2 separate regions of the Homo sapiens genome follow, and region 1 is linked to region 2. Evidence: chromatin contacts called from ENCODE Hi-C or POLR2A ChIA-PET data. All regions are on one chromosome and are shown on one strand. Each heading gives the region's core, a stretch centred on a gene start or an enhancer-like site at or near the end of the contact. The rest is flanking DNA. Distances are from core to core; before and after follow the strand shown.

Region 1 (6,104 bases), core at 323-2,822, 33 kb after region 2:
GATGCAGACCCCAGGAACAGAATATATTTGGATTCCTAGTGTGTGCAAATGATTGTTTATGTGATATCTGGTGCCAAGACCCACAGACGGCTCCTGTACTGCCCTGTAAAAATAACGGGAATGGAAAGCTTTTCCTTAGGCATAAAAAGTTAATTTTATTTCTTATTCTCTTTCACAGCGGTAACTATTACTTTGTAATTTTCCTGGTATTTTGTTGGCAGCCAAAAATAACACAAGTAATAGTCCTTGCCTACAATATGCAGCTCCGATTCATTTTGCTTAGCTCAAGTTGCCTCCTATAATAAAGGTGGTGGCACTAGACCTTAAGCATAGGTCTAAACTAGAGCAAATTTCTTAAGCCCGTTTTTAATCAGAAAGGCAGAACAAGTTCAAATCCTTTCCATTCCTTTATCCTAGTAGGGTTTTTAGAACACACCAAATAGCAAGAAATGAATGCAGCTTTAGTAATTAACATTGATAACTCTTCTCAGCCTCCAACTGAGTGAACAGCCTCTTTCAGGCCAGTCAAGAACCATTCTGTATAATCCTATCTGCATGTTATCTTGACAGTGGGAGATAGTGAGTCATAGACAAAGGCCAAGGTGTTGGGCCTGAGCTAACCAAGTGCGTTGAGAATGGAGGCAGTCTCCCAGGATCTGGGACAGGTGTGAGGAGCCACCAGGAGCCAGGGACCATTAAGTGGATGGGTTAGTCAAAGCATTACTTCATAAATCCAGGCGGCCACAGAGGTCTGCGTATTTACAGACACCACTTGTCAAGAGAAGTGGCAGCCTTGAAACCAGAAGGCACAAACACTGAAAAATCAGGTGGTTCAGGCTGCTAATGGTCCTATTAGGCAGTCACGCATCAGAGGACCCATGGTAGACAACAGAGCACCACAAAGGCCCCATGTGGGGCATGGCTTCTATGCTAGAATCCACCTCTATGCAGACAAAGGACTATCATGTGCTTCTTCTCTTAAACAAAGAAATCCATGTGTGGCTTGTCCAGGGCATTCAGATGCAAACAAGCAACTTAGACCACCAAAAAGGGATATGGCATTGGCCAGGGATATGCATTCCTGAAAATGTAAAACATTACTTTGTGCCTCCTTTACTTAAAGCAGTTAGTGAGTAACTAAGTTACGGAGAAGCTTAGAAACTAAAACACTCTGGCTTGCTTTGAATGTGGCCATTTTTACAGGTAAGAAAGCTGGGACCCAGAAAAATGCACTGATTTACCCAAGGAAGCAGAGCTGGGAACAGAATACGAGGCTTCTAATCTACTGATCATTTCACTGTGTCACACTATTTAAGATGTAGAAACAGCTGAATTCATCTTGTCAACTCAGAATCCTTTAGTATCTGTGTCCAGAGGAGGATTTGCCTCCACTCTAAGGGCTTTGGGTTTGTCTGGGAAGGGCTTATTTTTCACTTGCTTTCTTAGGTAGGAAATCAGGGTGGGAGATCTCAGTCAGCATCAGTGCCTTCCTTCCTGTGGATCTGGATGTCTTTTAATGCACTCATGAGCCTAGTGTGAAGCCTGGCCACAGAGATCCTGAGAATTGTACTCAAGAGAGTTTGAGCTTCAGATGTCATGGGTGCTCCCTGTTCTAGAGATAATGGTGTAAAGTGACACAGACACAGCATGTGCTGGCTGGAGGACAGATAAAAATAACAAATAGTCTTAATTGAGTACAGTGATTCAATTTTGCAAGACAGGCAGCAGCTAAAGAGATCTATTGGCACTTTATAGGTAATGTTGAGCGATAAAATAATAGTGATGATTATGCAGAGGACGAAGAGTAGCAAAAATTGCAGTCTCTGTGTCTTGCACAGTACTTAGCCCATAATTAATATAAATTATGTATCTTAGCCGACAGTACTTAGATGCATAATTAATATTACGGAATCGGATAAACTGAACTGATGACTATGACCCATAATCCATAATCATGACCCATGACCATGACAGGGATGGTGCAAGATTAGTGTGAATTCTGTTTCAGTAGGTGAGGACTAGCACAGACTGGAGATAAAACTGTGGTTTGGCATTCTTCCATTTTTACCTTGCTCATTTTTTAAGGCAGGCAGTTTGTACCTCATTGATTTTCACTGCTCATCAAGTCCTATTAGCCTATTCATTAGTGATGGCTTCATTCCCTTCCCACAGTCTGTCTCCTGAATGACACTTCCTTGTGTTAAGGCTGTGCTTAGCCCTAGCCATGATTGCTGGGTATCGACAGAATGTGGCATGACCAGCAGGGCCTGCTGGCTGGCAAGTAGCACCCTTCTCCAACAACACATTGGTACCCACAGAAAGAAGGTGGCAATTTCCATTACAAGGAAGATCAGGTTGTCAACTGATATTATAGTTCCAGTCTCTCTCTCTCTCTTTCTGTCTGCCACCCACACACCTTCACACTCACTTGTCTAAATATAAATATGAACACATTATCATAACCCCAAGCCTGTTCTTGCAGCTAAATTTATTTTCTCACTGGAACCACAGTTCACTTGTCAGCCAAACTAGAGGCCCAGAGTCATCTCTCTTTGTTTTGCTCTTCCCCACATCTGATCAGGCACCAAGCTCCAACCATGCTTCCTTAGACACCACTCTTGAGACCTCCCCTTCTCTGTTTTTCCACTTCTATTGCTCTAGTATAGTTACTATATTATACTGTCATCTTTCACCTGGACTTAAAGACTCCAGATAGTTCCATCTTTCTAATTCCTCTTCCCCAGTGCAAAGTGAGGATGCAGAGTACCTGTGGAAAGGCTAAGGGAAGACAGACTCCAGGCATGAGAGAGAGGAATACCAGCAAATATGTATTGAACACTTAATGTGCCAGGGCATTGATTTACTAATATTTACATTTGTTTTTACTTAATTCTCACAAAAACCTGAATGTACATACTATAATTATCTCCATTTTATGGATAAGAGACTCAAGGCTAAGAAATTTTAAGTGATGTATAAGATCGTATATAAGGAAGTGGCAGAGCTGGACTCAAACCAGGGGTCCAGTTTGTCTAACTCTTAGGTCCGTGTCATTGTCATCACCACATTCTACCTTTCTAGTTGCTCTATACTAGAGGTTATCACCTAAGGGGTTTGTTAAAACTGTGTTTTAACAAACACAGATTACTGGACACAACCCCCCAGAGTTTCTGATTCAAGTCTGGGATGAGGCCTGAGAATCTGAGAAGTTGCATGTTTATCAAAGTCCCAAGAGATGATGATGCTGCTGAACCAGTGACCACACATGAAAGCCTTCGCCCCAGCCTTTGGCATTTATTTTTGGCACTTTCTCCTCAGGCACAGCACAAGTGGTTCAAACTTCAGGCTTACATATCAGACCAGTTTGAGTCCTGGATCTGCTACTCAGTAGCTCTGTGTCTGTGGGCCACTTTATTTAACCGCACTAAGCCTCAGCTACCCCTTCTACAAAATGGGAATAGAACCTACCTTGCAAAGATGTTTGAGGACGGGGAATCATGTATATAAAACTCAGAGCTCTATGATTTGCACAGATTTGAACTTAATAAATGTTAGCTGTTTAGGAATTTACAAGTGTAAGAATTTTATTTTTTTTATTTCATTTAACTTTTATTTCTGTTCGTTTCTCTCTGCCTTTTTTGTTTCTCTCACTGCCTCAGATGGCTTTGCATTTGATTTTCCTTACATTTGGAATTTTGTTCTCCAGACCTTTGCATAGCTCACTTCTTCTCACCACTCAGGTTTCAGCTGAAATGTACCAGTTAAGGAAGGCTTTGAGCCTAGATGAGGGTACCCTTCTCCTATCCGCTACCCACGGCACTTTCTCATTGTATGCTCAGTGGGTGGATTTTTACATTGTGATCCAATTTCTGGAATAGTAATAGACATTTTCAGGTTTTCTACTTCTTCTACAATCAATTTTATGTTTTGGTTTTATAGAAAATTGTCCATTTTATCCGTTTTCAAATTTACTGTCATAAATTCATTCTGTGACATTAACTTCTTCTTATTCTCTACGATATCAGTCTTGTACCCCTTTCACTTTCTAATATTCTTCGCACCTTCTCTCCATTTTTGTTGATCATTCCTGCCAAGGTTTGTCTATTTAACTAGGCCTTACAATGACCCACTTTCTGATATGTTTGAATTCTCTTTATTATATCCTTGTTTTTACTTATTTCTATGGTTTATTTCCTTTCTTTCTTCTTTCTGTCTTCTTCCCCTGACTTATTAAGTTGTATACTTAGGTCTTTAATTATTGATGTTTCTCCATTTATTCTATGAGCATTTAAAACTGTCAACATTCTTTGAATCTCAATCATGGTGGCATGTTTCTTATATGACTTTCAATACGTTTGAGCTACTTGAGCAAGTAAAACCTGTTGGAATTCAGAAGGCCCTCAGTTCAGACTCAGCAGAGGATTTTCTTTGGCTTTGGCCAGGTGCCCAGGCACTGCCAGACTGGGACTACTGTGTTAATTTCTCGGTTTAGGGTTTCCCAGCTCATGCAGGTGTTATAAATTTAAACCTCAAACCCACACAAGGGCAGGGCTGTGGTGATGAATTCTCGAGAGAGACAATTATTTTTTTCTTCCTCCTAGATTTAAAACAAAGAAACAGTTCTCTCGTCATCTCCTTAAAGGCAGTTTCACTGAGAGGGTAGCACTTCAGGGCCCTGAATTTATGGGACTTTCCCCTTCTCACGCTTCTCCTTACACAGGCTCCATCTTCTGCTCCATCTTCGCCTCCTCTCCTGGGTGTTGCCATTACAATTCCATATTGGTAGATGGCCTCAGCGAGATTCAGTGTGAAGTATTATTCTAAATAATTGTTTAGTTTTTATCTTTTGATTTTTAGGATTTTCCTTACTTTCTTGCTAGTTTGGCTGTGCATTCAAAAAAACTCTCTATTCTTTCTGAATTGTATGTTGGGATAGTACAAAAGAGCTTATTTTGAGACTATTTAGTCTGCCATCTTACCAGAAATTGAAGTGACTCTCATGACTCTTTAGCACATCACTGTCTTTTATCTCCTCTATAGGCTCACTAATGCCTGAATTTATTTTACTTATTTATGAGTTCATTTTCTGTTCCTCTGTTGCCAAGTTAAAAGTAAATAACCTGATGACAGGGTCTCCATTCTGTACACTGGTATAGCCTCAGTATCTAGAAAAGCTGTTGGCGTGAAGTAAGACTCAATCAAAATTTGTTGGTTGAACGACTGATAAGTAAATCATGGAGTATACATATGTGGACTATATCCTATGCGAACTTTAAAAGTAACTATTTATAAAATATCTCTGACACAATAAGGTAGAAAGTCAGGTTATTTAATAGCATGTGTAACATAACCTCTATTATAAAACACGTGTGTGCATATGTGTGTTTATGTTTGTATTTAAAACTATCTGGAAGAATATGCACAGAATATTAACTGTTTATCTCTGGTTAGTGAGACTTTTCATAATTTTTCTTTCATCCTAATACTTTATACTGAACACATATTAGTATTTTTTGTAATAATTAGAGGAGGGAAAAAACATCTTATAAAGGTCTGGGATATTTGCTACCTTAATTTCAAGGTGCATATTACAAATAAAGCTTCATTTTATCTTTCTTCCTAAGGACTCAGTCATAAGTTACTTGTGTTTGTTTCTACTTTTCTTGGAAGTAAAAATAAGCCATTTTCAGGCTTCTTCTCTACTATTATTCTGCTCAGTATAGGATGGTTTTTTAAAAACAACACTAATATGTGTTAATTTATCACTACAGGCACCAGGATTATGCAAGGATCAGCTAGAACCTCTATTCTGGATTTGATACCTTTAGCAACTTTAGTTTTGTTACTTTGATGTAAGGAAAGAGAGGACACCAAAATACGTCCCACACTGGCCTGGGGAGAGGAAAGGAGTGTTAGAGATCCTTTTTCTCCTCTACCACTACAGTTTTTGTCAGCATAAATTTGGACTATGTTATATCTTTATGCTAGGTGTCACCTATTCTTGCTTAAGGAATAGTCAGCAAGACTGTTAATTAATCCTCTTCCTTCTCAGCTGCCTGCCATTTATATCAATGATAATGTCAGGAGCTGAGGACACAAAGGTG
Region 2 (5,641 bases), core at 716-3,215:
TCTATCTTACTCATAGAGAATATTTGACCATTAAATACCTAAAAGTGATCTAGGTAGAAGAAAACAGGAACCATTGAAAATACAACATGAACATAATTTCACATTAAATCTGAGATGGATTTGGGTGGGTATTTGGGAGGTCGGGAGTGGCTGGTGCCAAAGGAAGAAAGGGAAAAAAGAAGAAAAAGGATGGTTTCTAACCTCCTGGTTAGAAACAAAAACCCTGGAAGGGAGGGACACATATCCATCTAACCAGCTTCTGCCTGTGCCATCTCTATCACCCGTTTCTAAATTCTCTCCAAAATATTCACGCCTACTTTTGGTGTGAGACTTGTGTAAGAAGGTTATGTTTACCATTTTATTTTTACTCTGTGAGAAGGTTATTTTACCTTGTGTGACTGACACAACAGCTGTCAGTGCTCTGGAAGAGGCAGACGCCTTCCGTGACAAGTTAAATGGCCACCTCTGGCCATCTAATCCACAGTCCTTTCCTGACAAGGAAACATCACGGGTAGCTAACGAGGTGATCAGAGTAGGAGTTGAATAACAGTAAGAAAGAATTGGAGACAGTTTAGGGGGATGGAATTGACTTGTAAGACTTAAAGATATGGATGCAAAAGAAGAGAATCTTTTGCAATGGAGAATACAGACATAGTTTGCTCCTGAGAGAAACACAGCTGAAGAGGAATTATAAATGATTGACTAGAGTACCATAATGATGTGAAGCAGCCCTGGCAGTCAGCATGGAAAGAAGGAAAGGAACCGTAGCAGCATTGTAGGAAAAAAAAAAAAAGGATTCCAAAATAGGTTCCAATATGGCTCTCAGGGTCTGATGTGGCTCCTTTCCTAGCTGTGTGATCCTGGAGAAATCATTTAGCCTCTCTGAAATTCACTCAGCTTCAATATTTTCATCCACAAAATAAGAATACTAGCTGGGATAATCTTTCAGCTACCTTCAACTCTAAAATTATTATCTTCCTCTTACCTTTTATGATTCTAAAATCTTGGGAGGAAGAGTTGGGAAAGTATTCACTAAAATCTAAAACTAAACAGCTTCAATTTTCACCAGTGATCATTTACACAGTACAGGAGGGCAAGAGGGAGGGTGTCTGCATTGAGTTAGTTTTGTTGATGCAATGAACAGTGCAGAGGGCAGGGGAGCAGGTAGGATATTCCTTCCTTCCACTATCTTTAAAAATAATAACAATACTACCTTATAGTTGTATTCTGTGTTATTCTTTTAGAAATTCTTGCAAATCCCTTGCCGTCTTTGATATTTATAGCAATTAGGTGAAATGGGCAAGAAAGTTTTTTCGTTTTTGTTTTTGTTTCACCAATGACAAATTCAGAGAGTTTAAATGAGTTTCTTAGAGTTGTAGAGCTGGTTAATGATAGGGCTGGGACTAGATTTTTGGTCTCTAGAACACTGGGGTTGGGTATTTGCTTTTGGGTACCTTTTGGAACAGTCTTCCCAGCAGTATCCAGAAACATGAGGAAGCTGCCTGGTTGTCACAATCCCAAATGACCTCAAAAAGAGGATGCAGCTTCTCAGATTGGACTGTATTTGTCTTTGGTCAACTCATAAGTATCTTTTGGTAAGAGCCTCCAAAATAGGGTGTAAACACCCTGGAGGTATACAAGGTGATGCATTAGGGTGCAGAGGAAAAATACTAAGAAAATTGCTATTTGCATTCATTTTTCATCTTTTTAAATCTAATTTTTGTGTGTTTTATGTTACATAATATATTAGCATAAAGTATCAGAATAGGCAGTACATGAGGATAACTTACAAATGGGGTATATGTTGTACTGATTTAATCCATGATCAAAACTATTTCAAGACTATGTTTTAGAAAATTGAGGGAAAGGCCTGAAGGGTGAATCATATGGCTGTTAACAGGAGTCTTCTCTTGCTCTTATCCCCTAAGATGACTCAGGGAAAATGGGAAAGGTTGTGGAAAAGACCAGGTTCAATCAGAATCTTGAAGAACATCCAGAGAAGTAGATGAGCAAATGGAACAGCTCTGACCAAATTAGGGCGGCCGGTCACATGCTTCCCACCAACACAAAGGTCTCTTTGTTTTCTGCACACACACTGCAGTTCTTTGTCAATTATAATCAACGATTCCATTCAGCTCTTCTTGCCACCACTTCTCTCCTGTCTTTCTAGTCTGCTGGGCAATAAATGTAAGGTAAAACTTCACAAGACCTTTAAAAGATAAGGTTGAAAGAGAAAAATACATCCTAATCAATGAACCTACCCAGAGGAAATAACTGGGGGATTATTCATAACTTACAACTTAGTTGCCAACTAATTTTTGGTGTTGAAGATCATTGTACTATACTGGGTAAGTTTACAAAACAGAAAAGGAATAATGGTGAGGAGAAAAATTATTACCTCTTGTCTATGGACTCCAGGAAGTGCACCCAAGATTATTAAGTTATTAACACAGAGACAAAGAAGGAGTGGTATGTAATATCAGATAAGTAAGTACTCTTTCTACAGTGGCAAGTAGAAAGTCATCTCTCAGGGTTAATATTTGGGACTTTTCAAGGAAAGAGAGAGCTGTAGAAGGGGTAAAAGGTTTCCTTACACATACAAATATTATAGGGCAAAAGGAGCCAACCTAAGGATTTTGCTCACAGTATGCCTGTGTCATTAAACCACTTTCTTTACTTGCAATTGTTGGCAGACATCAAAGCCACTGGATCACTGTTATGATATTTCATAACAGCACAGACCATAGGCGTCGTCTCATGCAATTCTGGTGTGCCTAACACAGTCCTGCCAGGAAGGCATCTGAAGGCTTCCAAGCCTGAGCTTTCTGAATTTTGAGTGTGGTACTGTGGAAAGTGCTGGATTTGAGGGGTGAAGGGAGGCCAAGGTCTTTGGTTTCTTGTTCCACTTCTGTCATTAAATTCCTTGGGTGGACTTCTTAATCTCATTTTATAGAGCAAATTCATTATAGAGAAAATTATGAGAAAGTTTCTTTCTCATCTGTGGCATTTATTTATTCATCAAACATTGTTGTATTTCCTATGTTTCAACACAATATTAAATGCCAGAAATACTAGTATTTAAAAAATACTTTTTCTCAGAGGGCACACAGTCTAAATAAAAAGATAAGACACATACAATTATGGTTAACTCAGTATAGAGCAATATATGAATGAAGACAAACAAGTGATATCTTAGTAAATGCTATTAAACGTCTTAAAGGAAAAGAAAAAGTTATCTTGTAATGCAAAAAAAAAAAAAAAAAACCCCACAAAGTTATCATGGTTTCCCTCTGGCATCCTCTTCCGCTTTGCTTTGTTCTGGCACCCATCTTTGCTGGATCCCATTGGCGTACAGATGAGAAGAGTAGAAAAGAGCACACAGCTTAAAATCACAGAACTGTGACTTCTCCTTTTTTCTCTATTCTAGAGTGTGCCTGCAGCATGCATTCATTACTGCATCTGATGGAAGCACAAAGGGAGAGACAAAGATGCAGAGAACAATGGTAAACAATTGGTGAAATGTGTTGGCAAATTGAGTCCAATGCTGTCTGTAACAAATGGCAGCTATTTTGTGTGTGTGTCATCTAAATAAAAATAAGGTGGATTAACAAACAACTGTATCTGGCCGAGGGAAGACTGCCGCCATTTTCTTAATAAATCAGTTATTGTGTGATTTATAATAAACTATTTGGACTACTTTCCTACCATGTATTTCCAGTAGAGGGATTTAGAAAGCTAATTTTAAGGCCAGGCATGGTGGCTTATGCCTGTAATCGCAGCACTTTGGGAGGCTGAGGCGGTTGGATCGCTTGAGGTCAGGAGTTTGAGACCAGCCTGGCCAACATGGTGAAACCCCATCTCTACTAAAAATACAAAAATTAGCTGGAAATCACTTGAACCTGGGAGATGGAGGTTGCAGTGAGCTGAGATCATGCCATTGCACTCCAGCCTGGGAGACAGAGCAAGATTCAGTTTCAAAAATAATAGTAATAATAGTAATAATAATAATGATAATAATAATAATAATAATAAAGGAAAGCTATTTTTTTTTTTTTTGAGATGGAGTATCACTCTGTCACCCAGGCTGGAGTGCAGTGGTGCTATCTCAGCTCACTGCAACCTCTGCCTCCCAGGTTCAAACGATTCTCCTGCCTCAGCCTCCTGAGTAGCTGGGATTACAGGCATCCAACACCATGCCCGGCTAATTTTTGTGTTTTGTATTGTTGGTCAGGCTGGTCTTGAATTCCTGACCTCGTGATCTGCCTGCCTTGGCCTCCCAAAGTGCTGGGATTACAGGCGTGAGCCACCGAGTCTGGCCAAGGAAAACTAATATGAACAATCACTATGGTGACACTATTTTCTAACTAAAATATGCTGATACATGGTTTAATAAAACTCACTTTTCTCTGGCCTTCAACTCTGTCTATACACAGTATCCTCTAAAAGTCTAAGGGTTAAAACCTACCTGGTGAATTACATACCTGAAAAGACCAAAACTTTCTAAAACGTATAATATCTAAAAATCTAAGACATGGAGTATTATTCTTATTACTCTTTGCATTTTTTAATTTAATGTAGCCTAAATCAATTAGAATTCTGATAATTTGAAAAGAAATGTGAATCAGTCAATTATTGTTATGTTGTGTTGTTTGTTTCTGATTGTATACATGTATGAAATTTTCATTATTACCTCCTTTCTTTTCCTTCATTTCTGGATTGGATTCATTTATTAAATTTCTGTTCTTTTAATGGTTGTTTTCAAAAGCTTAGCCTACAAACTTAACTATAAAATCTTATCAAAGCCCGAGTTTATTAAATATCTTTACCCTTCTCCCAAATCAAGCAAAAAACTAGCTACTAAACAACTTCTACTTACTACCCTCCATTTTTCTTCTATTATTACTATAATTAATATTAGTTACCAAAATCTTCTTAATAGTAGTTAAATATAATAACTGTTCTACAAAATATAGTGCTATAAAAGTTTCTCCAAAACTTAGTGGCATAAGAAATCAGTATTTTGTTCACGGATTCTGTGGGTTAAGAATTTAAGCAGAGCATTTTAGAAAGTTTTGTGAGTCAGTGCATGCATGTATCTGTGTGTGTCTAATATTTGTGGGTACATAGTAGGTGTATTTATTTATGGAGTATATGAGATATTTTTATACAGGCACACAATGCATTTATCCTTTTTTGTGTGTTACAAACAGTCCAATTATACTCTTTTAGTTACTTTAAAATGTACAATAAATTATTGTTGACTATTGTCACCCTGTTGTGTTATCAAATACTAGATCTTCATTCGATCTAACTAATTTTTGTACTCACTAACAATCCCTACTCTACCCTGCCTCCACCACCCCACTATTCTTTCCAGCCTCTGGTAACCATCATTCTACTCCCTATCTCCATGAGTTCAATTGTTTTAATTATTTAGCTCCCACAAATGAGTGAGAACATGCAAAGTTTGTTTTTCTGTGCCTGGTTTATTACACTTAACATAGTGACCTCCAGATCCATCCATGTTGTTGCAAATGACAGGATATCACTGTTTTTTATGGCTGAATAGTACTCCATTGTGTATATGTACCACATTTTCTCTATCCATTCATCTGTTGGTGGACACTTAGGTTACTTCCAA

What was found. A loop is a pair of places that touch in the nucleus more often than their neighbours do. ChIA-PET counts read pairs that join two places held with the same protein, here RNA polymerase II (POLR2A). Pooled maps may share reads with other maps.
Region 1: a loop to region 2 is called in a map of gastrocnemius medialis, with 2.9 times the contacts of the local background. The contact joins two enhancer-like sites. A Hi-C loop is called at or near these places in 5 of 168 maps with a recorded cell type or tissue (Caco-2, Calu3, HepG2 and 2 more) and 3 of 50 pooled maps. POLR2A ChIA-PET finds 5 or more read pairs at or near these places in 2 of 52 experiments (SK-N-SH and common myeloid progenitor, CD34-positive).

The regions. Positions count from the first base shown.
Region 1 is chr5:67,805,264-67,811,367 of GRCh38, forward strand. No RefSeq gene overlaps it. Among named protein-coding and RNA genes, the nearest start is that of LINC02997, 15 kb to the left of the region's middle. RefSeq lists a silencer at 4,552-4,611. Within about 2 kb of position 1,573, at least 4 of the 41 ENCODE cell types and tissues checked have a DNase peak (open chromatin) inside an H3K27ac peak, as active enhancers do; they include gastrocnemius medialis, where a contact is called at or near this core.
Region 2 is chr5:67,771,571-67,777,211 of GRCh38, forward strand. No RefSeq gene overlaps it. Among named protein-coding and RNA genes, the nearest start is that of LINC02997, 19 kb to the right of the region's middle. RefSeq lists a silencer at 2,611-2,905. Within about 2 kb of position 1,966, at least 9 of the 41 ENCODE cell types and tissues checked have a DNase peak (open chromatin) inside an H3K27ac peak, as active enhancers do; they include gastrocnemius medialis, where a contact is called at or near this core.